Regions from separate parts of the Homo sapiens genome. Here all the other regions are linked to region 1. Evidence: chromatin loops called from intact Hi-C (ENCODE). Cell type or tissue: heart right ventricle. All regions are shown on one strand. Links, peaks and the distances in the headings refer to the core of each region. The heading gives the core; the rest is flanking DNA.

Region 1 (7,352 bases), core at 1,609-6,608:
CTGGACAGCAAGTCCTCATTCTTTAGCAGCAGAACATTTTAGGGTCTCTTCTCTTTCTTTTGTGCATAACTTAAGTTTCTTCTCCTTAATGATAACATCATTGCTTTATTATTTTTAGAGCTTTATAGTTAACAGTGCTTTCAACCAGTTTGCTTCATTTGTGCTTCCTGGAGACCACTGTGAAGTAGGTGGGATGATTATTGCCATTCTGCAGATGCAGAAATTGAGGGTCATGGTTTAGTTGCCCCAGTACAAAGCCTGATGCTGGGTTAAGTAATTTATTCAAAGTAAAACAGCATCGAATGCTGAATCTACATCTTGAACCCAGGTCCTTCTGACCGCAGGTCCTTCCCATGGGTATTTAGAGATTTGCAAAAAGCACTTAGAGCTCCTGCCCATTAGTCTAGGCCTTCCTTGATAATAACCTTGTGGGGGAGACCTCTAGTGTGGCCAAGGATGTTAGGAGGTTGCCGTGGTTTCAGTGTGTCCCCCAAAGTTCATGTGTTAGAAACTTAATCCCGAATGCAACAGTGTTGAGAGTTGGGACCTATAAGAGGTGACTAGGTCATGAGGCACAACCCACAGGAATGAATTAATTCTGTTATCTTGGAAGCACGTTCCTAAGAAAAGAATAAGTTTGGGCCCCCTCCTCTGTCACTCACACACATGCTCCCTTGCCCTTCCACAATTCCACCATGGGATGACACAGCAAGAAGGCCCTCGCCAGATGCTGGCATCTTGATATTGGACTTCCAGCATCCAGAACCATGAGGAATGAATTTATTTTCTTTATAAATTACCCAGACTGTGGTATTCTGTTATAGCAACATGATACGGACTAAAACAGAGGCCATCTGTGTCTAAAGCAACTTAAAGCTAAAATTTGCCAAAAAGGTTTAATCCAAGTCTTCATTTTAATGCATAAGGAAATTAAGGGCCAGATAAATGCCTAAGTTACAATGAGTTTGAGGCAGGGCCTGGGCTAAGAATTGGTCTCAGACTCTCAGCCCAGTGCTCTCCAGATCATTGAGCCTTACCTCTCCCTCATAGAGTGGCAAGATAAGATGCCCCACTCGTACCACGGCCAGCCATTATGGAAACTTTCAGGGTAGACCTTGTATGAAGGCCAGCCCCTGCCCACTGTAGGTAGAGGAAGACAAGACACTCAGAAGCATCCCTCAGCTGGCTGCCTGGGCCTGGAGTAGTACGAATCACCTTGCTTTGGATGCAAGCTGGTCAGAATCTGTGAGTTTCTACACTCTGGGCCTGTTTCCTATGGAAGAAAAGGGAGAATCAGAAGTGCATTCTGGACTAGCTTCAATAAATCATCTTATGTCTTATCCCACCTCTTTTCCCTATTAAAATTCTTACCTTTGGCCGGGCCCAAGCTTGAGAAGGCCACTCCTAAAGCAAGGCCCCTTTGGACTAGGGCCTGGGCAAGAGTTAACTGGCACCTGCTATGCCAGCACAAAGCTTAATTCCCCTGCAGCAGCACACCCGCAGGCAGCTATTGAAGCAAGGATGGAATGTCTTACAATACAAAGCCTTTGTAATAATGAGAGGGAAATAGAAACCAGAGGTTTGCAAGCTCTTTTTTTCTTGGGGGGTTCTGAGTATTTTTGTTTAACTTAAGTTTCGTGTTCCAAGGAAGGGGCGTTTTAGTGAAAATTGTGAAGGGAAACCCTGCCAAACAGAAATTCCTTATAGGATGAGTATTTTCCTCCTTTCAAGGTGTGAGAGCGACCAAGAAGCAATAACGCATAGGGGAGTCGGGGTGATAGATTGGAATGCTCTTGGCTGGAGTGTGATTGGTGTCTGGAAGTGAGTCCCAGCAGGTTGGCTGGTGAGGCCATGTGAGCATTGGGCCTGTTCCAGGGCTGTGAAGTGTGCAGGCTTGCTTGAGGCTGTAGGCACCACTGCCTGAGCCATGCACGTAAACTCCCCAGACCCTAAGAGTAGTTTACTGTCAGGGGGTAAGCCCCCAAATCAAGCAAGCTGCACAGAGCCAAGACTCCCAAGAACCAATGCCTTCTTCCAGCCTTTCATTCATTCATTCTGTAAGTGAAAACTCAGCGTGGATGTGGATGAAGATATTCATGCCTTTGTGATCATTACATTTCAGTGTGTGGGTGCAAGGGGAAGGAGACAGATAAGAAGTGAGCAAATAAGTAAAGTATCTAGTGTGTCTAGGGGTTTTAAATGTTATGGAGGCAAAAATAAGCAGAGTTCTCAAGGAACTGGTCATCCCGATGTCCATGGGCTGCACTTGGTTGGGGCAGTTCTAAGAGTATCTGTCACACTTGCAGAGACGACCTGGGTCAACTCTTCCCAGGCACTTTGTAGAACACCGGGCAGGGATACTTCAATTTCACTCTTTGTTAACTGGGAATGTGGAGGCTTAGGAAAGAACTCTGAGATTTGTGAATGTGATACCAGTCCTCCTATAGTTAACCAATGTGTTTGTTCATTCTCATACACTCTTGCATTTGTATGAGAATATTAACTATTTCAAAGCTCTCATAAATCTATTGCATCATTTTAGTCTTATATCAAAGTAGGAAGGGTGGATATTGAGACACAAAATTGAAGATCAATGACTGTGCTGTGGCATGGGTTGTCCAGTCAGGACAGTGGCCATACACAGTGGTTGGCCATAGTGAAAACTGGCTGAATAGTCACCCTGTATATGACAGGTTTGCTTTGCAATTTGTTTTTTGTTTGTTTATTTTTTGCATTGCAATGGCAAGGTCATAGAAATAATCTTGTCACCCTTCAAACTCACTACTTTGAAAGCCAGCACTCCATTGTATGCATATATATACACATACACACACAAAGTGTACTTGTTTTGTTTTTTTAAAAATCAGTCTCCTTACTTTGACCCATGAGAACAGGAGCACACAGGAGTTCAGACATATCCATTGGCCACATAGTACCTGAGATCTGTGAATGAGATCACAGTCGTCCTATAGTTAGCCAATGTGTTTGTTCATTCTAATACTTTCTTTCTTTCTTTTTTCTTTTCTTTTCTTTCTTTCTTTCTTTTTTTTTTTTTTTTTGTTTTTTTGAGATAGAGTCTCACTCTGTCACCCAGGCTGGAGTGCAGTGGTGCTATCTTGGCTCACTGCAACCTCCACCTCCTAAGCTCAAGTGATTCTCGTGCCTCAGCCTCCCAAGTAGCTGGGACTACAGGCGTGTGCCACAAAACCCAATTAATTTTTTGTGTGTTTTTTGTAAATACGGAGTCTCAGCATGTTGGCCAGGCTGGTCTCCAACTCCTGGCCTCAAGTGATCTGCCCGCCTCGGCCTCCCAAAGTGTCGGGATTACAGGCATGAGCCACCATGCCTGACTTAGCTTTCATTTGATGAGAATATTAATTATTTCAAATTGCTCATAAATCTGCATTACTGTATGTCAGATATTGGCTTTAGCATTTTTCTCAAGTTATTTCATACAACAAAGTATAATATAAACATCATTATTACTATGTCATGAATGAAGAAAGTGTACATGAAACATGCCTAAGGTAATATGCCCAAAGTCTCACAGATAGTAAGTGTTGAAAATGAAGCTTACGCCCAGTTCTTTCTCTTTCCAGAAATTATACTTTCAACCACTATCCTATATTCACTATAGGATTACTTTAGATTCTAAGATTCCTTAGGAAATTAGAAATTCTTAGAATTAGAAGCTGTTGGGATATCACCCTGAACTCTTTTTTGTTAAATGTTGCTGCTTTTTAGTTTATTTACCCTTGAAGGTCTTTGAGGCTTTATATTTTATTATTGTTATATCAACTATAATTCTTAGTGTGACTTATAAAGTCTCACAAGGCTACGTAATTTTATTCCATCTTTAAGTATTTTAAACAGTTAGAAAAGGAATTATATTACAATTAGATTTCTCAATTTAGTAGCTCTTTTTTTTTAACCCAAATAATCAGAAATTACTTTGCTCCCCCAGTTACTGACAGACTGTGTATCTTTAGGATATAATTACTTTTTTTTTTTTTTTTTTTTTTTTGAGACAGACTCTTACTCTGTCGCCCAGGCCGGAGTACAGTGGCACAATCTGGGATCACTGCAACCTCTACCTCCCGGGTTCAAGCGATTCTTGTGCCTCAGCTTCCCGAGTAGCTGGGATTACAGGCACACGCCACCATACCCGGCTAATTCTTTGTACTTTTAGTAGAGATGGGGTTTCACCATGTTGGCCAGGCTGGTCTTGAACTCCTGACCTCAAGTGATCCACCCACCTTTGCCTCCCAAAGTGCTGGGATCCTGTCACGCCCGGCCAAGATAGAATTACTTTCAAGACTATTTCCCAACGTTTGGTCTTGTTATATTCTTTAGTTTTGTGTCATGAGGCTACTAATTTTTTATTCCTCAGTGGTAACTTTATGAAATCTCTTAGACTTGCAGCAATCAAGCCTCTCCCTTCTATCGTGGGCTTTAACTATGCAAGCAGTCAGCCCATTACAGTTTTTTCACAGACTGGTTACATTCAGCCCGAGTTTGAACCAGGGCCATTTGGGGGCATTTGGAGAGGATGAAGATGGACCAAAAGCAATCAGTTGACCTGTGTCTTGTTTCCTCTTGAATTTGGGATTTCAGCTGCCTCCTTTGATTATGCTGGAGACTGTATCATACTCGCTAGGTTCAGGGCACCCCCTTGTGGTGCAACTCGAAACGTAATCAACGTGAGGAAACAGAATGATGGCCAAATGACGAGGAATGAAGAGGCCACGCATGTAGATATGATTTTATTGTTCTTCCCATTTTTAAAACTCTCAAATCAAATCTCCTGTTTTTCTCCTGTTGTTTCAAATTTATCAGTAGTTATTTCAATGCTAAGTGGTTTTTTTTTTTTGGAGGTAGAAACAAATCAGAAAAGCAAGCACAAATAATTTAATGCTACATCTCGGGAGTTTTTAAAAAAATTTTATTACAAAAGTAACCATGGATATTCTAGGAATGTTAGAAATAATAGACTAAGAGTAGGAGAATTATTTACAATCCCATGACCCACATAGAATACTTGTGTTAATATTTTGGTGTATATCCTTCTCCTATTTTTTTCTAGGCACATAGACTCAAAGGAAAGAAACCACATGCCACAAGCACATGCCATTTTTTTTTCTTATTTATGTTATTTTATTTTTTGAGACAGGGTCTAACACTGTCACCCCGGGCTGGAGTGTAGTGGCGCAATCACAGGTCACTGAAGCCTCAACCTACTCAGGCTCAGGTAATCCTCCCACCTCAGCCTCCCAAGTAGTTGGTACTGCAGGCAGACGCCACCATGCCTGGCGAATTTTTGTATTATTTGTAGAGATGAGGTTGCAACATGTTGCGCAGGCTGGCCTTGAGCTCCTAGGCTCAAGCGATCTTCCCACCTTGGCCTCCCAAAGTGCTGAATTTACAGGTGTGAGCCACAGTGCCCAGCCCATTGTTTTCTAATATGATTTTATCCACTTAATTATATGTGTGAACTTCTTTCCCTCCTGTTACATGATAGCTACTTCATCATTGCATGTGGTTGCCTGGTTTTGTTGGTTCCACTGTGTGTGGGCAAATACCATATCATGCAGGGCCTCCTTGTAGATAACTGTAGATTATTTTCTTGGGTTCTTTATTAGAAATAGAATGGCTGGGCCAGGGGCGATGGCTCACGCCTGTAATCCCAGCCCTTTGGGAGGCCGAGGCGGGAAGATCACGAGGTCAGGAGATCGAGACCATCCGGGCTAACATGGTGAAACCCCGTCTCTACTAAAAATACAAAAAATTAGCCAGGCGTGGTGGCGGGCGCCTGTAGTCCCAGCTACTCGGAAGGCTGAGGCAGGAGAATGGCGTGAACCAGGGAGGCGGAGCTTGCAGGTTCGGGCCACTGCAAGATCGGGCCACTGCACTCCAGCCTGGGCGACACAGCGAGACTCTGTCTCAAAAAAAAAAAAAAAAAAAAAAGAAAGAAAGAAAAAGAAATAGAATGGCTGTATCAAAAAGATATGCAAAATTGTCTTCTTGTTCATTTGTTAAAATAGAGCATCTTTTTGAGAATGCAATTTTTTTTAAATCTGCAAGTTCCTAACATTTGCATCCTTAGTCTGTGTTAGGAATTGTGTACAGTGTTTCACATGCCTGGATCTCACTTCATCCTCCCAGCAACCTATTATGATCCATTGCCACACCAACTTGCTGATGAGGAAAGTGGGGCTTAAGGAAATTAAAGAGCTGTTGTGGGACTTCCAAAGCAGAAGACAGTAGGCTTTCAGAAATTTGATAAAAATAGCACTTTGCATTTCTTGAATCTTGAGCTAAATGGAAATTAATACTAAACATTCTCCACTGGTAAAATAGAGAATAAGGATATTAACAGTAAAAGAAAAGAAGAAGAAAAGGAAATGTGCTTCCACAGATTTAGAAACATAAGTAACAATCTAAGTTAAGGCTTTGGCGATTAGATCTTCATGTTGGAAGATATGCTGGATGGCTCAGTGATTTGCTGTGCAATTACAAACCCGAGACAATTTGTAATACAAAGAGCTTTTCATGAGATCTTACATTTTTTTATGAATATATTTTCGTTTACCATGGTTAGTCTCCTAACTGGTTAAATTGCTTCCAGAGAGTCAAAATTTGACTCTATGTAAAGTGACATCAGAAAGTCTCTAATTTCTGGGCCGGGCGCGGTGGCTCACGCCTATAATCCCAGCACTTTGAGAGGCCAGGGTAGGCAGATCACTTGAGGCCCGGAGTTCGATACCAGCCTGGCCAGCATGGCAAAACCCTATCTCTACTAAAAATACAAAAATTAGCCAGGCAGAGGTTACAGTGAGCTGAGATCATGCCACTGCACTCCAGCCTGGGTGACAGAGTGAAACTGTCTCAAATTTAATTAAAAAAAAAGAAGAAGAAGAAAAGAAAATCTTTAATTTGTGAACAAAAGTGGAACTTTGGGTGAGTGCTTAAATTTTAGCAGCCTCCAGAGTTTCCTGATGTTACTCCCTAGAGATCAACAATTCACTTTTTCCCTCCTTTACTGATACTTTTCTTTGTGCCTTGTTATAGAATTATATTTATTATAGAAAACCCTGAAATAGACATAGCAAAAGAAATAAAATAAATATCGCTTGTCATTCAGACCGTTTGAAGTACTGTACGTGTGTCATTCATTTCTGGTTCTCTCCACTACATTTGCTCATTGTGTGGTTACCCAATATTTATTATTCTTGAGCAATTCTTCTCAGACTCATCAGCATTAGGAAAGAAACTCTGAACCCCTTTCCCTTCCTGCCACATTTAGCCTTTCAAAGAGATCTCAAGTGCCATTTAGTACAACAACAATGTCTGAA
Region 2 (7,352 bases), core at 1,374-6,373, 150 kb before region 1:
TTGTCTGGCAGGATCTCCTTGGAGCCACTGGAATTTTAAGGACTTTAAGTAAGGGAAGATTGGTTACCCTCTGGAGAGAATGCTGGAGGTTACCTGGTGAAATTGTTGCTCTTAACGCAGAAGGGAAAATTCTGTTTTGATCTATGAGTCATATAGAAATGTATTATACTATGGAATCTGCGAAATTGTTTGTTAGTGGGGCTTGTAATACGGTCCGTGTGAGGCTCACACCTTTGCTCTAATTATTGTTTAAGATTAATTATTTTTTAATTATTGTTTCAGATTCTTTTATAGGGTCTTTGTTGGGAAACTCAAACAGTATCATTATGTTCCCCTCACATTTGGAAACCTAAGGCGCCCAGAGGGCTTATCTTGGGATCACACATAGGTGGCCATCTGTGCTGGTTTGCCAGGGACAGTCGTGGTGTCTTATTGTCCAGTTGTAATTATTAATAGTGTCTACTTTCCCTCTCACAAATGCTGGTTTATACTAAGTATAAGGTCACCCTAACCACCTGACACATTGCTGTCAAAACTAGGATTGGAGAGCCCACATTTCACATGCGCCAGATCATCCATTTAAGCAAATGTTATCCCAGTTGTTAAAAATCCTTTATTTCTGACTTACAGGGCCTCATACCATAGCAGCCTGTCTTTTAGAAACAGTTAATGTGGAACACATCAAACACGAGGCCTCTGGTTGAAACACTTTTGTTGACTTCTTTGTTTTTCACTTTGTTTTAATTGACTCTCACAGTTATGAATGCCTTTGAAAAGTACATTTTAAGGACTTCAGCAAGCATTAATTATTTCTTTTGTGTCCTGATGTCAAGTCATTTTCAACTATCTGGTTCTTAATAGGATTTAAAGTGAAAAAATATTAAATATGTATCAGGGCAATTCCACTTACTCTTGGTTCTTGCAATGATTTCTCTGTTGAAAAACTTACATAGGCCAGGCACAGTGGCTCACGCCTGTAATCCCAGCGTGATTACTTTGGGAAGCCAAGGTGGGCGAATTACCTGCGGTCAGGAGTTCGAGACCAGCCTGGCCAATGTGGTGAAACCCCGTCTCTACTAAAAATACAAAAAAAAAAAAAAAAAAAAAAAAAAGCCAGGCGTGGTGGCACATGCCTGTAATCCCAGCTACTCAGGATGCTGAAGCGGGACAATTGCTTGAACCCTCGAGGCAGAGGTTGCAGTGAGCCGAGATCGCGCCATTGCACTCCAGCCTGGGCGACAAGAGCAAAACTCCGTCTCAAAAAAAAGGAAAAAATGCCGGGCGCGGTGGCTCATGCTTGTAGTCCCAGCACTTTGGGAGCCCGAGGCAGGCAGATCACAAAGTCAGGAGATCGAGACCATTCTGACTAACACGGTGAAACCCCATCTCTACTAAAAATACAAAAAGTTAGCTGGGCGTGGTGGCATGTGCCTGTAGTCCCAGCTACTTGGGAGGCTGAGGCAGGAGAATCACCTGAACCCAGAAGGTGGAGGTTGCAGTGAGCCGAGATCATGCCACTGCACTCCAGCCTGGGTGACAGAGCAAGATGCTGTCTCAAAAAAAAAAAGGAAAGAAGGAAAAAAGGAAAAATTTACATGAAGGAAGTTGACATGCTTTCCACAACCCTATAATTGGCCTGCTGAGAAATCATATGCAATTGTTTACGATTTTTGTGATTAATTCTCTTTATGGTGAATGCCATTTACGTTGCGTTATCAACACCAATAATGGTCCAGTTCTGTAACGGGTTAGCTATGACTGCAAAATCACCATTTGTCTTTACAGCACTCTTTTATCTCGTCACTTGTCTTTCCTTTTAAATGACATTTGTTTTATGTGGTAGCTCATTTTGAGTCATGAATTGCAACATATGGAACCACTAACCAAGAAATAGTCTTGCACCTTTCCCTGTTAACAGAAACGGAGTTGAAAACTTAGCCTCCTGGTATTATTATTATTCTAGTTCTTTATATGACTGGAGGAAAATCAGATTTCAAGTTCTTCCCGCTTTCCTTATGCCTTTCACAGCAAATTTCAAAGTATAGCAGTAGGCAGATTGCAATGTAATAGCAATTTTTAAGCCCAGAAATTAAATTAAACCAGAAAGAAATACACCTACTTCTAGTTCAAATAGTGTTTCTTCCAGAAAGAAGAACATCTCCACAGTAACAGCAGTGACAATAAGAGTATTTTCATGAAGATCGGAGTTACCAGGTTTATATAGATTGCAGAATACAGCTACTGTTTTCCAGAGACACTGACAATCAGTGCTAAATTGTTAGGAAGGTCTCTGTGCTTTGGAGAAAGATATGGAATAGTCGGTGCAAGGGCAAATAGAGTGCCTTCTCAAATTGTTTTCAGTTCCTCTTCTTAAGGAGGAACAAAAGGCCAGTAAGTAATCCAATAGAAGCTTTTCCCTATAGAATGGTCAGAAAGTTTGATCATTCAAAAGAACATTATTTTACCATAAATACATGTCTAGGTTTCATGATCCTTAATGATTCATGTTAATTCTCTTCCCCCAATGCCTTTTTCTGTTGTGCATATCACAGAGTTTTGTTTCCTGGAATATCAGCAGAGAGGGCAGTGGGCTTGGCCCGTATGGGGGAGGGGAGGGTCCTAGCAGCTGGAAAGCAAGGTCGGCTGACCAAGGGGGTTCCTTGGGCTGCCTGGAAAATGGTAGTTCAGACCTGGTGGGAGACATTTCCCTATTTTTGTCCATCTAGGGGTCAACAGAGGCCTGAAAGACTGCTCTGACACCTTCCAAACAGCCCCCAGGAAATCTTAATCAGCATCTGCCAATGGATCTTTTCTGCCTGGGTTGAGCTAGCCAGGAGGGCCCTGGGGCAGGGTGCTGTTTGTGGCTGCCAACGGCTGTGGCAGCCCTCTGCTGCCTCCTTCATCCTGGGGTTTTTGCCTTTGTGCTACACCAAATGACAGGTAGGAGCTGTTAAGCACGGGCTCTCTGGACACCAGAGCAAGGGGATTGGGGTCACAACCAAAGGCTGCGGGACATCTGATTTGGGCTGCTGCATCTCCTGCTACAGTGTTTCTCTCTCTCTCTCTCACACACACACACACACACACACACACACACACATACTTTTCTCCCACCCTCCTCCCCACTCTTCCTAGCATTAATACTTTAAAGACAAATACACAACAGTATACAAGAATCAGGATGATCTGGACCTGAAAGGCTGAACACAGCAGGGCCCTCCTTCATGAACATTTTGCACCTAAGGAAATAATAAGGTTAAAACTAGATTCATCTGGCCTTTGCCCAGGGGCCACCAGGACAGAAACTGTGTAAGATTAGTTCCTCCTTAAAGCAAGATTGCCAGGTAATTCTGTTGCAAAGTCATAGAGACCTTAAGTTATCTGCCCTGCAAATCCCACTGCCTCTATTCAGGCTGCCGAGGCACTGCTTTAATTTTTTGAAAGATTCACCGCGTCTTCTTGGATTTCAAGAAAAATCCCGTTAAGAATTGAGGGGCTCTCTTCTTCCCCTCCTGACGTGAGTGTAACTCACTTCCTGGTATGTCTCCTTTCCTTTTGGCCTACATCCTTTGTCTGTTAGGTGCTTCCACATCCTTATGTCTTAAATGGCCAAAATACGTCACCCCCACTGCCAAAACACACAGGTCACTCGAGGTCACAATCTGGAACATAGGCTGGCCATTGTTCAGCACACATTCTTGATCTAAATCAATCTCAAACCTTGCTGGAATGCCCTGTAAACTGGGGCAAAGTATGGTCACCAGACTAACCATTGTCCTTTTTTACCCCTCCTGTGACGGGGCTACTACAGGTTACAAAATCGCGCTCTTCCTCCTAGCTACTGTGTTACTCTGAGATATCTGACATCGCAGAGCTAATGTTGCCTAAATTATTTTCCCATCCTCTTTTTTTTTTTTTTTTCGGACATCATGCCTCCTATTTTCACTCTCTGGGAACTCTGCCAGTTTTTCAAGGACTGGGTAAAGAACAAAATAAATATTTGTAGGTGGTTTAAAAGGAGAAGTATGTTGGTTGTAACTCTGCCTGTCCAAAGAAATGCATTTTCACTGTCTTTCAGATTTTTGGAGTCGTTAACTGGGAGAGCTTCAGAAGATTGACTTTACTAGTTTACCTTTCAGATTTGTGATTAAGGGCTGGGTGTGTGTGTGTGTGTGTGTGTGTGTGTAAGTGTGTTGGGGGAGGGAGGAGTCTGAGAAAGTGAGCAAGTACGTAGAAACTTTTTTTTAAAAAGTCCAGATTAAGTGATTGAAATCGACTGTGTGCAAATGACGCTATACCTCTTCATAGATGTTAATCGGGCCCTAAAAAGTTAGTGCCGGAAAGTGCTTACTTACAACACTCAGCATATACTCTTTCTTTCAAATTGTTTGGGATTTTTTTTTAAGGGAGTTCACTGAAATTTGGGAGGTTCAACAGGTTGCTGTTTTTTAATATGTGGATCACCCGATTTGGGAGGCTCACTCTGCCTCTGAGATTAAAGAGATGAGGGCACTGGCTCCCAGCGAAGGCTCTCGGCCTTAATCATGTGTGAAATGTTTTCCTTCCTCGGCTGCAGAGCCTCGGTGGTTTGCAGCAGTGGAACCAGGCAGGCCCAGTTGTGGGTAGGAGAGGCCGTCACCTGTTGAGGCCTCCCCCCCACACCCCCGCATCGCCCTGCCCTGGCAGAGCCCAGCCCCCAGTCCCCGGAGAGCGCGCCTGAGGACGGACGGACGGACGGACGGACAGACCTAGGGACGGAGGGCCAGGGGCAGGGGAGATCCAAGAGGCCCCGCGCTGGAATGCAGTTTTCTCGGGCGAGGGAGACTTTGCACCGGAGTGGAAAATAGTTTGGGGTGGGGTTTCGCACCGTCCCCTCCTCCCCAGCCCCGGGCCCCCTCCCAGGCGCTTTCTGGGAGCTTTTAGAACTGCGCTCTGAAGTTTCCAGAGAGCGAGGAGCTTTTGCGGCAGGCAGAGACAATGGAAGAAAATGAAAGCCAGAAATGTGAGCCGTGCCTTCCTTACTCAGCAGACAGAAGACAGATGCAGGGTAAGTAACAGACCCATTCAAAGATGGAGTTACAGGGACGCGTGCCCCTTGCCGCTTGCTGCTTTTTATAAACTGCAGCTCTGGGACCCGGCAAAGGAAAAAAAAAAAAAAGGCAATTTCTTGGGATGGTACATTTTCCAAACTGAGTAGAGCATAGAGAACTGTGATTTCTTAGGCTTGACTTTATCTCTGGCACGATTTTCTTAAGCAGCAAAAGAGGTGGTGGGGTGATGTCACATTTGTAGTGCAGTGAGCCATCAGCATGAGCTGTATCTCTAAGCAATGACAAATAAATCACTAAGCAGCTTTTAATCATTTCCCCCCGGGGCTCCAGCCACGGGAGAAAGGAGCTGTTTTTGTGAAACTGTCTCTAGGACCGCAGCTTCCATTCATTGGTTGGGGGATTCCATGTGGCAGATGCATGCTGGCTGCAAAGTTTGTGCAGAATTTTAGAGTTAAATCACAGAAACCAGGCATGTTTTATTTTACAGATCCGAGCAGCAGGGGAGGGCTTGAGCATCTGGGTGATAGATAGAACTCTGGATCTTCTTTTATGTTTTAATTCAAAACTTGGGAGTTGTTGGACAATTTTGGTAAATTTTCTCCAGGCAGTTTCCCTTTAATTGTGTTTATAATAGACTTGTCTTTTCCGTAGGGAATTTCCAGAAGCTTATGTTGTTCCAAAGAAATTTCGCACCGGGTTGGGTGGCCAGAGGAGGTCCCTGCTCTCTGGCATCTGATGCCTGTGATGCCAAGAGCTGATTCTGTGGGATCCTATAGGCAGCATGTTCATAAACCACACAGCCCTGGACCACCCGCCCCACCCTCCCTCAGGTTCATGCAGGGGCCAGTACACAACAAAAAGACGTGCGGGAGTGCAGTGCTGTGCGTGGGAGTAGGGATTATGCACAGGGGAAAAGGTGTGTGTTTTATGAAAATGTGAAAGGGAAGTAACACATGACTCATCCACGCTGAAAATGCAAAGCTAAGCCAGTCAGGAGAACTTACAATGACAAGAGATAGAAATCCCCCAGTGAAATGCAGAAAACTTGAAGTTTTGTAATGGCTGGAGAATCCCTGAGTCTGAACAGTCATCTGTCGAAGTGTCTGCCTTCGTGCTGCCAAAGCACAGCACTCTCCTTCAGGCTACCGGGGTCAGTGGCATCCAGTGGAAGATAAGGCTACCTCGTCCCCCTGACCCCCGCAACCCCCCACCCCCATTTTCTAGGACAGGATCCTACTTCAGGAATTCAACCTCTGGGCCTGTCCTGAAAGAGATGACTCAGATTCTAGAGGGGCCATTAGAAAGGGATCCATTTAAGAAATGACTTTCCAACAATCAGGGCAATTCAGAGGCTTCAGAGGCTAGGATGGTCAGCCTGAGACAGTGTGCTCCTTTGCTCACTAATTCATTCATTCAGTGAATATTGAGCATCTGTTATGTAGACGTCACTGTTTTAGCTGCCAGACATCCAGTGGTGAACAAAGCAGACTAAAAATACTTGCCTTCATTTAACTTCCAGTGTAAGGACCAAGTTTCAGGGGGTGGGGAGCTGGTAGAGACAGACAATGAACAAATAAATAAAATATATAGCATGTTAGATGGCACGGCTGCTGGATTTAGCAAATAAAAATACAGGAGGCCCAGCTAAATTTGAATTTCAGGTAAACGGTGAATTTTTTTTTTTTTAGTATAAGTATATCCCATGCCATATTTGGGATATACTTATGTTAAAAATACTTCTCCATTATTTATGTAAAGTGCACATTTAACTGAGCAGTCCTGTATCTTATCTGGCAACCCTATTTGATGGAAATAAGGTTACAGAGAAAAATAAAGCAGGAAAAGGAATAAGGAGTGAAACTGTAAATAGGATTATTAGAAAGAGCTTCGCTGAAGTGATATTTGAACAAAGACAGGAGAGGTAACAGCAGGGATGTAATGTTTTCAAAGAACAGCAAGAACATGGGAGAAGGATGGGAGGAAAAGAGATTGAGAGGTAATCCCAGGCCAGATCACCTAGGGCCCATGAAACCATTGTAAGGACTAGAGCTTTTATTTTGAAAGAGGTGGGAATCTCCTGGCAGGTGGGACTACTTTTTTTTTTTTTTTTTTTTTTTTTTTTTAGAGAGGGTCTCATTTGTCACCCAGACTGGAGTGCAGTGGTGTGATCATAGCTCACTGCAGCCTTGAACTCTTGGGCTCAAGCAATCCTCTGGCCTTAGCTTCCAAATAGCTGGGACTACTGGGACATGCCACCATGCATGGTTGTATTGTATTGTATTGTATTGTATTGTATTGTAT
Region 3 (7,352 bases), core at 1,263-6,262, 160 kb before region 1:
TCCCCATAAGGTTAAGTTCATCACATCCCATTTGTTCACAGCCCAGGCTTCTAAGAGAAGCACATTTGGGACAGAGGGCATGGGGCCCTGAGATGGCCCTCCAACCTCAGTTAGAGGTCACACCCACACCAGGACTCTTGAGGTCCCTCAGGGGCTTGGAGAAATGCACAGGACCCAATTCACTCTGCATGTGTGACCAGAGGTGACATTTACAATGTCTGGGGTGGTGCTTACAGCAAGACCTTGGGAAGATTATGTTATTTGGTGTTTCTTTATTTATCTTTTTGAGACAGGATCTCACTCTGTCACCCAAGCTGGAATGCCTGGTAGTGCAATCATAGCTCCCTGTGGCCTCAGACTCCTGGGCTCAAACGATCTTCCTGCTCAGCCTCCTGAGTAACTGGTACTACAGGCATGTGCCACCACACCCAGTTAATTTTAAATTTCTTTTTGGAGAGATGGAGTCTTGCTATGTTGCACAGGCTGGTCTTAAACTCCTGGGCTTAAGCAATCTTCCCATCTCAGCCTCCTGAGTAACTGGGACTATGGGCATGTGCCACCATGCCCAGTTAATTAAAAAAAATTTTTTTGAGAGACGGGGTCTTGCTATGTTGCCCAGGCTAGTCTTAAATTCCTGGGCTTGAGCGATCTTCCCACCTCGGCCTCCCCCTCCTGAAGTGCTGGGATAACAGGCATGAGCCACCACACCTAACCTAAGCTTACATTATTAATGGCTAAAAAGCTCTAGCTTCTTAAGGTTCCCTCAGTAAAGATACAAATCTTATAACTCTGATTTTATAGGAGTCCTGCGGACTTATCTGGAGAGAAAATTTGCTATGAAGCAACAGTCAGATACAAGATGTTATACCAGTGTTCAATTTCAATAGCTGCTTCAGAAGCTGTTCCTCCCTGATCCAAATGTAGCCCTGTGTAGACAATGGGGTCTTTGCTGTCCTATCTCTGGCGATCTGTCCTGCTCAGCTATAAACACAGCGTTAGATGTTTCTTCATCTTCCCCATGGTCAGGTCAGATAATACTTATCTTCCTTTATCTGTGGGGGAGAACTCTCTAAATTGTTGCTATCTAACCTGAACATGAACAATGGCTTAAATTGTTTCTTCTTGAGGAAATAAACGAGCTGCGCCATGCAGAACTGCGCTAATCCAGATAACTCCATCTGGGTCAACAGTAAATGAGGAAAGTGCTCAGTTCTTAACATTTGACAGTTAGAGCAGATCACAGTACTCAAGGATTTTTTTTTTTGTATGAACTCCATCTGCAGCGTTTTCTACACACACACACACACACACACACACACACACACACACACACACAAAGCAGTCACGTGCATGTTCATGTACTTTGGTTTCTTCATTTGGAGATAATTTAAAATAGGCCAGGTGCGGTGGTTCACACCTGTAACCCCAGCACTTTGGAAGTCTAGGTGGATGGATCACCTGTGGTCAGAAGTTTGAGACCAGCCTGGCCAACATGGCGAAACCCCATCTCTACTAAAAATACAAAACTTAGCCAGATGTGGTGGCGCACACCTGTAATCCCAGCTACTCAGGAGGCTGAGGCATGAGAATCACTTGAACCCGGCAGGCAGAGGTTGCAGTGAGCTGAGATCACACCCCTGCACTCCAGCCTGGGTGACAGAGTGAGACTCCATCTTAAAAAATAAAAATGAAAAATAATCTCCAAGGAGCCTATAAATACATTACCAAACCTATGAAACCTTTCCCACCAATCTTGGCCTTCATTTCCCTCCTCTCCCCTCCCCTCCTCTCCCCTCCCCTCCTCTCCCCTCTCCTCCCCTCCCCTACCCCACCCCACCACTCCCCTTCCTTCATCCCTTCCTTCCTTCCCCTTGCTATGTTGCCCAGGCAGACCTCAACCTCCTGGCCTCAAGCCATCCTCCCACCTTAGCCTCCTAAGTCACTGGGACTACGGACACTTGCCACTCCACCTGACCTCTGGCCTTTATTTTCACTCTGCTGAACTCCCAAACCAGGTGTGTCTACAGCTCACTTTGTCCTTAGCACAGGCAGCCTCTTTTCTTTGTTTTGGGGGTTGTTTTTGGAGACAGTCTCGCTCTGTCAACCAGACTGAAGTGGAATGACATGATCACAGCTCATTGCAGCCATGATCTTCCCATCTCAGCCAGGCTCAAGCGATCCTCCTGCCTCAGCCTCTGCAGTAGCTGGGACTATAGGCATGCACCACCTATAGTCACACCCAGCCAATTAAATTTTTTTTTTTTTTTTTTTTTTTTTAGAGAGAAGAGTCTCAGTATGTTAGTCAGGCTGGTCTCTCAAACTCCTGACCTCAAGTGATCCTCCAGCCTTGGCCTCCCAAAATACTGGGATTAGAGGCATGAGCCACAGTGTCCAGCCCGTGTCTTTATTTCTATTGTATATGACTGTTCTTCTCTGTACGAGGATAACAAGTCCCCAGTCTTATCCCTCCATGCTCCTTCCAAGTGCTGGAGGCCAAGAGGAGAATGAGGCTGTCTTCCTCCTCTCCTGGTCCCCTCCCTGCCAGGCCACCCTGGGTGGGCTGTATTCTTCCAGGGAAGGCAGATTCCTCCAGGCAACCCTCCCCTTGACTCTCTCTCTGGGCTGGGGAATGAGCTTTCTCCTCTTGCTCCTTCAGGCCTAGGAGAAGTAAGAGTCCCTGTCCCTGGACTGCAGCATCCCTGGAAGTATGATCAAAACCCTGTCCAGTCCCATGGAAACTCTGCAGTGCCTTTTATTAAGCTTCCTGTATTTCCAGCTACAAGATGCCATGTCTTCTTAATCCAGACCCTGACCGAGAAAACCATTAGGAGATGGCTCAGGAGTATTTCTCCTTGTTCCAGCTGAAGCCCAAATCATCCTTCAATGATGGCTCTGACTCTGCAGGTTGCCCAAGACAAGGAACCCAGAAAACAGGGCTTTTGTGGACGAGGCAGCCATGAACCTGCCCTGTCTCGAAGGTTCTTTGGGGATTAATTGTTGGGACTGGGGATAAGCGTTTCTGTTTCAGGACTTCTACCTCCAGAAAAGAACAGAGGGAGGTTGGAATCAGAGGGCAACAGAGCCACTAAGATAATATGTGAAAATGCTCCCAGGAAAGTCAGAATATGGGAAAATCTGATGACAGCGAGATACTGAATGAGAATTGTTTTTAATCCGCCAGGAAAGGAAGTGGCTCTGGGGAGAGCCACTGAGGAGCAAATCTTTTAGGTGAAATGTGCTAAGAAAGGGAACTTAGGAAAGGTTTTGCTTTGGTTTTTGTTAGTTTTTACAAAGAACTAGGGCTTTGCTGATTATGTCATTGAAAAAATATGTATTGGCTGGGCGCAGTGGCTCACGCCTGTAATCCCAGCACTGTGGGAGGCTGAGGCAGGAGGATCGCTTGAGGCCAGCAGTTTGAGACTATTCTGGGCAGCACAGCAAGATTCCATGTCTACAGAAATTTTTTTTTACATAATTATCCAGGTGTGGTGGTGTGCACCTGTAGTTCCAGCTAGTGGGAGGCTGAGGCAGGAGGACTGCTTGAACCCAGAAGTTCAAGGCTGCAGCAAGGTATGATTGCACCACTGCACTCCAGCTGGGGTGACAGAGTGAGACCCTGTCTCAAAACACACACACACACACACACACACACACACACACACTGCCCTCACAAGTTGGAGCATACTTACATTAAAGGCTTTATTGTTACCTGATTTGAATTAATTAGGCATCCTGTGTTTTCCCTGGCAACCCCACCCAACGCGCAGTGTCTCTGGTCACAGTGCCTGGAAGGAGCACATTGGGGCCTCACAGCTTCCAGGCAATTGCACAGGAGGCAGCTCAAAACAGTAATCAATCTTGGGAAATTTTCCTGATTTCTGTTTTCATGTTTACATTTTTATTAGAAAACAAAAAGCATTGCCAAAAGTGGATGTTTACAATTGCTTGGGGGTAAAATATTACTATGATTCCTGATTCTTGCTGTACCAAGTATCGGGGATGATTAGGGAGAAGAAATCCAAGAATGCTTTCATTGGAAATTCAGGAAAAAGTTTACACCTTGAAGAGGGCAAGGCTGACGTTCATATGCAGCCTTTTGACTCTCTCGCCCCCTAGTGGCCATATGCCTAAACAGGGGTTTGCGTTCCTGCTGGTGACAGTTGCGTCCCCTTGGACTTCTCCATTGCACTAACTCTGCAGTAAGTGAAGTAATAATAAAATACATAGGAAGGTGAAGGTCCAGGCATATCTAAGCCCCAAAACCAGTCTGAGCGGTGCGTAGAGACAGGGCCGAGGTGCAGATGCTGCGCTGCTCCCCTGTAGCCTCCAGCTGTTTTATGGGGCTCCTGGGCTAATAGGGGAAAATCTGGCTTCACACCCTGGGGATTGAATCTGCCTAGAGTTGGTTGCCTTTATTTACACTCATTTACCCAACAAATATTTCTGGAGTGCCTACTATATGCCAGGCACCGTGCCAGGTGCTAAGCATCATTACACTTCACATCCTTCACTACGATATGGAGTTAAACGAAAGAGTTTGCACAGAGTTCTAGAAATTGTACCCAAAGCAAACTGAACACACAGCTAGGCACAGGCAGAAATTTGAGAACTGTGAGGGGATCTATATAACCAATGACCTTTTAGTTAAACTAATATCCCTGCCACATCCTTTCTTTATAACTCATATATACACGGTTTCAGCATCTTTTTTGATAAATGGTCATTAGACTTCTTGACAACTATTTATAATTCGGCACCCAGTAATCAATCAGAGTTGCATATGGTACAAAATTAATGCCATGTGATGTGCCTGGAGCCATTTCTGACTTATGGAAAAAAGATGGTGTTGGCAGAATGTTGAATTTTCATCCCTGTTTCTAGAACGTGCAATGCTGACTTGCTGACATTGAAAGAATGTACCAACAGAAACCTATTAGAGCAGTGAACTTGTTTTGGAAATAGTTGGGTTGGGCCTATTTGTGGTAGCACTGACCAAAGTCAATCAGGGAAAAGAACTGAGGCGGAATGTTGAAACATAACCTGAGTTTGTTCAGCAGTCTGGAGCATCTCCCAACTTCCACTACCCTATGTGCAATTTAATTTCTACATCCTGCCAATTTTACTTCCTGAGTATTTCTCAAAGCTTTGCCTTCTTTTTATCTTTATAATTCCCTTAGTTTCAAATCTCACATATTTTTTCCTGAATTACTGTAACAGAAACTTTATTGTAATCTCTTTTCCTGCTTCTCTCAAATCCATTCTCCACACAGATTTATCTCAAACACAAATCTGATCATGTCCTTAGTCTGCTATTGTCTTGTTCATGACTCCATGGTGCTTGCAGGACACAGTTCAAGCTTTTTGTGCATGAAATGCATGGACCTGACACCTGTCCTGGTGCGCGGAATGCATGGGACGGATAGTTGTCCTGCCACATCCACCATCATTCCATCATCTTTCCTATCACATCCCTCCTGGGGTTTTGCAGGTGCTCTGAATTGGTCTGTGAGCCTATTGAGTGAATATCCAAACATATGCATCCACCTCTGTGCTGTGTTGCTTATGAGTTTTCTCCTTGGTAAACCAGGTAACCCTGATGTGACCGAATGCCATTATTCAAAACATGTTATGAGTCTGTGTTGTTTTAAAGAGTCCCATTATCAGTGGGTAATATTTCTGTCCGATTCCAGAAGCTTACTGCCCTTCTCTTCCCCACTTCTCAGCTACAGAGAATTCTTCAGCTAATTCTCTTTGGTGTTCAGGATTTCATTAATCGGATTCTGACCTCAACATAAAATGGAAATGTTTGGGATACTGGGTGGGCGTGGTGGCTCATGCCTGTAATCCCAGCATTCTGGGAGGCTGAGGCGGGTGGATCACCTGAGGTCAGGAGTTTGAGACCAGCCTGGCCAACACGGCAAAACTCCATCTGTACTAAAAATACAAAAATTAGCCAGGCGTGGTGGTGCAGGCCTATAATCCCAGCTATTTGGATGGCTGAAGCAGGAGAATTGCTTGAACCCGAGAGGCAGAGGTTGCAGTGAGCCAAGATCGTGCCACTGCTCTTATCTCGAAAAAAAAAAAAAAAAAGCATTTACTCAGGATCTGTGTGTGCCTCGGGCTGTGGTAGGAAATGGGGATTCAGAGACAATAAAGCTAGTCTTACTCCTTGGTGACCTCATAAATCTCATGAAAGAGGCTCACATATAAGCAAAGAAAGTGCGACAAATGTTCAAAAATCTACGGCTTCTCTGATCAATGTCAACATCCTTGGCCTCCACCACTGGCAAACTGGGGCTTAATAGTTTTTTGAAAAACTGAAGGTGTGAGTGAGTAACGAGATGGATGAATTGATCATCTTTGGCCTAAAGCAGTACTCTCCGAACTACTAGGCCTTAGGAGGCAATGTTCAGTATTACATGAACAAGCCAGGTGTGGTGGCTCACGCCTGCAATCCCAGCACTATGGGAGGCTGAGGTGGAAAGACCAGGTGAGGCAAGGAATTCAAGACCAGTTTGGGCAATATAGTGAGAACCCATTTCTATAAAAAATTTGTAGAAAATTAGCCAGACATGGTGGTGTGCACCTGTAGTCCCAGATACTCAGGAGGCTGAGTTGGGAGGACCACTTGAGCCCAGGAGTTTGGAGGAGTTTGGGGCTGCAGTGAGCTGTGATTGCACCACTGCACCCCAGCCTGGGTGACAGAGAAAGACCCTTTCTCAAAATAGAAAAGAATTAAATAAACAAAACATTTTACATTTTAATAGTTATATATTTACTATACAGGATGTAAGAAAATATGCAACTGTTTTATCAAACCCAGAATCTAACAATAATATAGATGAGAGGAAGCTTAATATTTTAAGCAAGTCAGTATAAAGTTAATACTAATATAAATGGTAAGAATTTGACCCAATTACCTCTTAAAGACCCCACCTTTCCACATTGCCACACATTAGTGATTAAGTTTCAACATGAGCTGTGGCGGGGACAGACATTCAAACTATAGCCGAAGAGAAATTGTTGAAGTTTGGGAAACAAAGTAATTTTCACTGTTTCCTTTTCTTCAGGTTTTATTCTTTCCCCAAATTCAGCCTACAGTTGACTGTTTTATGTGCAACCAATGGCAATTTTTAACTATGGAATTGAAACCTTTGAAAAGATAAGACAAAGCTGTGTGTGTATGTGTCTGTTTTTAAAGATGAATCAAACTGTGTTTATTATTTATTTTATTTCATAAGTGATTCTGTAAACTGACCACGTGAATGTCCTGATTTTCATAGATTATGACTGGCTCAGGTGACAAGAAATAGACATACTAATAACCTAAGAACCTTGGGTTATTATTTATA
Region 4 (7,352 bases), core at 1,077-6,076, 140 kb before region 1:
GGCGTTGGAGGGTTCTGCTGGATCCTTTGTATTCAACTGGCCAAAGAGTAAAGAGAGAGAGAACGTGGAAGGTTATTTGGGAGGTCTAGGGGCCCCAACAAAAGGTGGCCCACATGGCTTCTGCCCACAATACATTGACTGGAATTAGTACAAGGACCCAGTGAGATGGAGATGGCTGGAAAATGTGGTCTTCCTCTGTGTGCAGCAGAAGAGCGTTCTGGTCGAACACATAGGGCTGTCTCTGCCACGGTACACCCAGAGAGGTTGTACAACCAGACCAAACAGCAACTCCCTATGATGCTCCCTATGACAAGAGAGCTTCTCAGCACAATTGAGAAGGAGACAGCTAACCAGAAGCCACTAGAAAGAAGTGAGGGATGCCTTCCCTAAGAGTCTGTGGCCTACCTAATCTTGACCCAGGAATAGGATCTCAGGGAAGCCATCAGCACTGTTGCTGGCTCTGGAGCAGGTGTGGAATGCCTGAGTGGTGCAAGGCCCCAAATCCCTTGCTGCAGGTCAGCTGACCCAGCCAGAGTAACCCGAGTTGTGGCAAAGAAGCTGGCCTTGGCAGCGCCTGCAGTTGCCTGCCTGCCGGACTTGCAGTGCGGCTTTCTCCTTGAGGAGGCCCCATCTTCCATGAGCCTCTGCGTGTTTGGTGTCTGCCCCAGCCCCTACTTTCTATGCTTTCTTTCCAGAATGCCAAATCCTAGCCTGGGAGCTCCTTGGATTCCTGAAGAGTGTCCCTTTAGCATTTCTGCCTGCCTTGTCCTCACTTCTCCAGGGAATGTTCCAGGGATTTTGCTCGGCTTTAAGCTCCTATGTTGCTCTTTGCCCTGCTTGAAGTGAGCTCCCAGGAGGAGTTGCCCTGGGCTCTGCAGAGGCTGGGAGGGGCAGGAAAGGGAAACAGGACTGCCTTTCAGCAAGCCCAAGCCTTGCCTTCATGCTACAGCTTCATTATTTTGTTTGACAAGGATTCCCAGAATAGCGAACAGCTAGACACACCCATATTTAAATGTTAACACCAAAGCGCATTCCAAACAAGAAATCGAATTGTATTTCTGTTTTGATGACTTGGATAATCCACACTTGAGCTTTTCTCTATTCATGTGGATAATGAGGAGTTGGCCAGGCTCAGATCTCTGACAACATGGCTGTGGAATTGTGACTAAATGTCCTCTGCCTGATCCCTCTCTAGTTTGTAATCATTCTTAGTTTTTCTCCACTGAAAAGACCACATTCTCCTTAAATGGCTGGAATGGCAGAGTTGTTGCTTCTCCCCCAGGTGTGGGGCTTGACGCTTCCAAGAGCTGAGCCTTGTCGAGGAAAAGGCTCAAGTGACAGATGTGCTGAAGTGCCTTTGTGTGGAAAGTGGCGTTAGGTGGCTCTGAGTGCTGGTGACAGGAGAGCAGGTGCCTCGAGGTAGGAGGGGAGGCAGACAGGATGATAGAGCATTGGGCATTGGGTGGAAGGCACAAGGCAGGAAATTGAGACAAAAGGAAGGAGTGAGCTCCAAAGGCAATCCGATGTTTGCCAAGTGGCTGCATTGAGCCTTCTAGCCTTGCTAGTGGTTGATGCTTTTTGTACCTTTCCTCTAAATCGCATCAATCCTTGTTAAGCAACTGGAGATATTTTGGAAAAATCCACAAGAAAGAGAAAAAACAGAAAAGCAACATGAGGTGAAAAGTGCTAGGAAAAAAACAGGGGTCTGATGAGTCTAGTCCAGTAAGTCAGGGCTGCTCAAAGATTAATGTGGACTGAAGATTGGCTCTGACCCCCAAAACTCTCCCCTTCCATCTCCCTTCCCAACTCATTTCAAAGAAGAAAGAGGGTTTATTGTCCCGGCTGTCTTGAACTCTCTTGATGCTCTTTGGATGAAACAGAATAGATCATATGAGCCTGTGCAGCATAGTAAGGCAGGATGCGACTTTCTGCCGTTATTGCCGTTGGACATGCATGGATGTTTATCTGTATGGCTGTATGTGTGTATGTAGACAGATGTGTGTATGCCTGCATAAGAAATCACCTTTCCAGAGGCTCAATCCTGTTAATTCATCTAGCTGTCCTGGATAACTTAAAATATATTTTCTTAATAATGTCAAAACTAATCTTCCAATTCCACTTAAAAGTCAATAGCATTGCTGGGTGTGATGGCTCATACTTGTAATCCCGGCACTTTGGGAGGCTGAGGTGGGCAGATCACTTGAGGTCAGGGGTTCGAGACCAGCCTGGCCAACATGGTGAAACCCCATCTCTATTAGAAATACAAAAATTAGCCGGGCATGGTTGCGCACGGCTGTAATCTCAGCTACTCGGGAGGCTGAGGTACAAGAATTGCTCGAACTCGGGAGGTAGAGGTTGCAGTGAGCTGAGATCGCACCACTGCACTCCAGCCTGAGTGATGGAGTGAGACTCTGTGTCCAAAAAAAAAAAAAAAAAGGTAAAAAATAAAATAAAATACATAAAAATAAAAATAAATAGCCAGATGTGGTGGCACACATCTGCGGTCCCAGCTAGTCAGGAGGCTGAGGCAAGAAGATTGCTTATGCCCAGGAGGTAAAGGCTGCAGTGAGCCATGATCATGCTACTGCATTCCAGCCTGGGTGACAGAGCAAGACCTTGTCTCAAAAAAAAAAAAAAAAAAAAAAAAAAAGGCAAGAGTGTTAGATCAAGTATACAACAATTTTGGCTGATATGAAACACATGCACAGCACTCAAAAGATAAAGCTAAACCTCTTCAGATTGCACAGGTATTTATCAACCTGAGAGACAGCATTTTTGGCATCTAGCTTTGTTCAGTAGATCCTGTTATTTCTCTGTTATTAAGGAAGAGATCATTTTAAAGGTAGCCATGATGTGAGTCTAAGTGTTGGAAGCGCAACCTAAATAAATGAAATGACAGTTTAGCCCCCAATATCTTTTAAACCAATAGTTCCATCTTCTTCTCCTTGTAAACTTACTGCTGAAACTAATGAAAAGTAGAAGAATTGACTAATTTGGCTGTGCTTTTCCTTCCCTTCCCCATCAGTGTCTGATGGAGATGCTATAATTAGCAATGTAATGAGAATTGAAGGGTAAACAAGAAGAATTATTCCCAGAACACACATCAAGGGTTAGAAGACTGGAACAGGAAAACCAGCCTGAGATGAAAATATTTTCTCTGCCCAACCAACGGGCATCTATACCTAGAGTTCTATATACAGATCTTTCTAGGCAAAGACAAGGGAAAGAGTGGTGGTCACATTGCTTTCAGGAAACTGGTTTATGCCTAGACTCTTAACACCTGTTGCTTTGCAAAACTAGTGTGAAGGATTGGTTCTCTGTTTATCTGGGATTCAACTGAGCAGAACTCCCAAATATTAAATCTGTATTTTTCTGCACTTAACTTGTAAAGATAAATAATTGGCAAATATGCTTCTATTGGAAACTTATTTTTAAAAAAATTAGAATAGTTTTAAAAGATTTAGAGGTAGAAGGCTCTTTGCATACCTAATGTTAGTTCAGTCGTCTTCATTTTATTCATGAAGAGAATGACACTGAGAGAGGTCACATCATTTGTTCTAAATGTCGGATTAAAGCCAAGATTCCTGAGATCCAGCCTAGTACTTTTTCCAGGGAATTCAGTGGACAAGGAAACATTATTCTGCCTATATCAGCAATACTTTATGATAAGAACTGTTCTTCGTGAAGAGCCTGACTTCATGAAGAGAGCCTGTCTAACTCCTGAAGTGCTTCTGAATGTTTTACTTTTTCTCCCTAATCTATTTGTTTTTTTTAAAAAAGTAACTCTTTTTTCTGAGCTAGCTGGAATATTCATACCTGACACCCCATCTCCCAACCATCGAGGATGAATGGAGATTCCCTTTACATGCTCCCCACTCTCAGCATTGACATCATATGACTTGGTTGATCTGTTCTTAGCAGAAACCAACTTGTCCCTTCAAAGCCAGCTCAGAAGGCAGGATGTCTTAGGTCCAGGCTATCAGGATGTACCATTGCTCTTCCTTTTCACTGTGTTTTAGGTAAAGTCCACCTCAAGTAAAATTTGTCTAAGCCTTTACTTTATAACTCCTCGATTGTTACTTTTTTTTTTTTTCTTTTGAGACGGAGTCTTGCTCTGTCTCCCAGGCTGGAGTGCAGTGGCGTGATCTCGGCTCACTGCAAGCTCCGCCTCCCAGGTTCACGCCATTCTCCTGCCTCAGCCTCCCGAGTAGCTGGGACTACAGGTGCCCACCACCATGCCCAGCTAATTTTTTTGTATTTTCAGTAGAAACGGGGTTTCACTGTGTTAGCCAGGATGGTCTCGATCTCCTGACCTCGTGATTCACCCGCCTCGGCCTCCCAAAGTGCTGGGATTACAGGCATGAGCCACGGCGCCTGGCCCTCGATTGTTACTTCTGATGGTATTCTTATGCTTGCTTGGTTTATGCCAATATGAGAAAATAAAATTTTCAAATGGTTCACATGTGTCAATGATTACTTACGTACAGGGTGATAGCTATTTTTGTTCTTGGTGATGAAGCAAATGTTTCAGAAACCCGACTGAGCTTATATAAGAATCCTGTTACCAGAATGCAACTGTTATTAAAAATACAGAAATAATCAGAATCACTGGAGTTAACTCTTTCTATAATTACAGACAAGGATAAGGAATAACCCTATTGCCTGCACACAAGTAGCCTAACCAAGTGTTCTTGAGGGTTTTCTTGTTTTTGTGTTTTGAGACAGGGTCTCACAACTGTCACCTACCCAGGCTTGAATGCAGTGGCACGATCATAGCTCACTGCAGCCTTGACCTCTTGGACTCAAGCAGTTGTCTTGCCTCAGCCTCCCGAGAAGCTGGGACCACAGGCGTGCACCACTACGCCTGGCTAATTTTAATTTTTTGTAGAGATAGGGGTCTACTATGTTACCCAGGCTGGTCTCGAACTCTTGGGCTTAAGCGATCCTCCCGCCTTAGCCTCCCAAAGTGCTGGGGTTACAGGCAGGAGTCGCCATGCCCAATGAACATCTTTATTTCTAAAGTACGATTTTTCATATTTCTTTGATTGTGGATTTTCTCCCCTGACTGCTGCAAAGCAGAAAAAGAAAGAAAAAGAAAAAAGATTTGCGAAGTTAACATTCATACATTAACAACTGCCGCAAACCCTCTTGGTGTTCTGCAAATGAGACTTCTAGTGTGAAATCATTAATTGTGAACCGAATTTTTTTGTCTTTCAGAACAAGGCAAAGGCAATCTGCATGTAACATCACCAGAAGATGCAGAATGCCGCAGAACCAAGGAACGCCTTTCTAATGGAAACAGTCGTGGTTCAGTTTCCAAGTCTTCCCGCAATATCCCAAGGAGACACACCCTAGGGGGGCCCCGAAGTTCCAAGGAAATACTGGGAATGCAAACATCTGAGATGGATCGGAAGAGAGAAGCGTTCCTAGAACATCTGAAGCAGAAGTACCCCCACCACGCCTCTGCAATCATGGGTCACCAAGAGAGGCTGAGAGACCAGGTACGAATATGCTCTCATTTCTCCTTGTGTAGCTCGCTCTCTAATGAACATCGAGGAAAGCAAACTTACTTTCTTTGTAAAAGGTAAAGGATAGCTTAGTGGACTGTGCATACTATTTAGTTGTTCTGGATTTCTTTGGGGCCTTGGGAGGAGGAAGCCGGGTGTAGAAAACTTCTGCCTGCAAGCTCAGTCTTCTTTGCCAATACAGCAAGAGAACAGGAGGCCAGGCCAGAGAGGAAGGGCCTAGAGAGTATGCAGTTCCCCAAAAGAGTGTTCCCATGTTCAACCACAAACACATCTAAACACATCTAAAGTGCAGGGAATGAAGGGGTATTATCTACTGAGGAAAGCATGGCACCAACTACCGTGTACCCTGAAAGCACGGAGTGCTTAGCACTGTGAATGAATGAAGTAATGAATGAATGAATACACAAATACATAAATGTATTTTCAGGGTAAAATAGATCTTACAGATACAGACTTGTGGTAACTCCTTTTCCTTAAAAAGCTGACATTAGGGTTTTGTTTCTGCTCTTCTTTTTTTTTTTTTTTTTTTTTTTTTTGAGATGGAGTCTTGCTCTGTCGCCCAGGCTAGAGTGCAGTGGTGCGATCTTGGTTCACTGCAAGCTCTGCCTCCCGGGTTCACACCATTCTCCTGCCTCAGCCTCCTGAGTAGCTGGGACTACAGGCACTGGCCACCATGCCCGGCTAATTTTTTGTATTTTTAGTAGAGACGGTGTTTCATCGTGTTACCCAGGATGGTCTCGATCTCCTGATCTCGTGATCCGCCCACCTCAGCCTCCCAAAGTGCTGGGATTACAGGCGTAAGCCACTGCACCCCGGCCTTTTTTTTTTTTTTTTTTTTTTTGGAGATGGGTTATTGCTGTATTACCCAGGCTGGAGTGCAGTAGTGCCATCATAGCTCACTGCAGCCTAGAAATCCTGCACTCAAGATCCTCTCATCTCAGCCTCCTGACTAGCTAGGACTACAGACATGCAGCACCATGCCTGGCTCATTTTTTATTTTTGGTAGTAGAGACGGGGTCTTTCTCTATTGACCAGGTTGGTCTTGAACTCCTGGCCTCAAGTGATCCTCCTGCTTCTGTCTCCCAAAGTACTAGAATTACAGGCATGAACCACTGTGCCTGGCATTTTTTTCTTTTGAATCACAGATGTGCTCCTTCTGCATGCGTTGCTTTGTGCTAGCTTTCTGTCTTCACCTACCTGTTTCCTCTGGTTATTTTGACAGTCATATAGACATTACCCAACTGTGGCTAGGGATGTTTTTGTTTCTTGGCTGTGTGCAATTACTTTTAGCAGATAGAGCAAGTTTGGGGTCACAGGAGATTTGAGGCCTCCTCTACCGACCTCACTGGCGAGTTACCAGATTGACCTTTGTGTATGGAGAATGTAGGGAAGGAAGCAGAAAGCACTTAACCATATATGTGACGGGTGGGGGTGGGAAGGAGGGCAGGATGATATTGATTTCCACACAAGGGAGGAAAGCTCAGTGTTTTAAGTCTGCTGTCTTCCCAGTTAGGTGCAAAAATTATGTCTAACTCACTCAGCCTTTGATTATCCATGGAAATGGAGATTGGCATCAGCCCGAATAATTGAAATCTATACTTTATTCTCAATCTCATATTCTTCCTTAAATTCAATCTTCTCTTCTAGAGAATCATTATCTGAGTGGCTAAAAATGTGAAACGTGCTTTATGGACTTCATGTTTGCTTTTTGTTCACACTTCCAACAGTCAGTAAACCCAGAAGAGGAGAAAAGAAAAAGAATCCTGGTTGCTATAAGGATGGGCTAATGATTAATTCTTTGATAATTTTAAAAAGACTCTGGGC

Evidence for each region. Peaks named below come from ENCODE experiments on the same cell type or tissue, not always from the same donor. Only the 100,000 strongest peaks of a DNase experiment are listed, where the experiment ranks them.
Region 2: it touches region 1 in a loop (4-fold over the local background); 57 of 110 quality-filtered maps call a loop at or near these places.
Region 3: it touches region 1 in a loop (11-fold over the local background); 47 of 110 quality-filtered maps call a loop at or near these places.
Region 4: a loop joins it to region 1, with 4 times the contacts of the local background. A loop is called at or near these places in 43 of 110 quality-filtered maps.

Annotation. Positions count from the first base shown.
Region 1 is chr10:24,356,041-24,363,392 of GRCh38, forward strand. The region is part of intron 2 of KIAA1217; the gene reads left to right. Among named protein-coding and RNA genes, the nearest start is that of MIR603, 84 kb to the left of the region's middle. RefSeq lists enhancers at 4,469-4,548, 4,579-4,638. In heart right ventricle, for the core only: a CTCF peak has its summit at 4,681 (motif pointing left); a DNase peak (open chromatin) is centred at 4,661.
Region 2 is chr10:24,204,217-24,211,568 of GRCh38, forward strand. It overlaps KIAA1217, which reads left to right and starts at 4,922. Exons shown (of 21, transcript NM_019590.5): 1 at 4,922-5,047. The coding sequence starts at 4,978. RefSeq lists enhancers at 5,108-6,307, 5,681-5,740 and a silencer at 5,341-5,390. In heart right ventricle, for the core only: no CTCF peak of the experiment used is centred there; DNase peaks (open chromatin) are centred at 3,675 and 4,755; H3K4me3 peaks cover 2,739 bases; H3K27ac peaks cover 5,000 bases.
Region 3 is chr10:24,192,511-24,199,862 of GRCh38, forward strand. It overlaps a transcript of KIAA1217 not described here. Among named protein-coding and RNA genes, the nearest start is that of KIAA1217, 13 kb to the right of the region's middle. In heart right ventricle, for the core only: CTCF peaks have their summits at 4,115 (motif pointing left) and 4,320; a DNase peak (open chromatin) is centred at 4,121; H3K27ac peaks cover 1,255 bases.
Region 4 is chr10:24,214,409-24,221,760 of GRCh38, forward strand. It overlaps KIAA1217, which reads left to right. Exons shown (of 21, transcript NM_019590.5): 2 at 5,218-5,501. Among named protein-coding and RNA genes, the nearest start is that of KIAA1217, 8.9 kb to the left of the region's middle. RefSeq lists an enhancer at 1-589. In heart right ventricle, for the core only: no CTCF peak of the experiment used is centred there; no DNase peak of the experiment used is centred there; H3K4me3 peaks cover 13 bases; H3K27ac peaks cover 2,996 bases.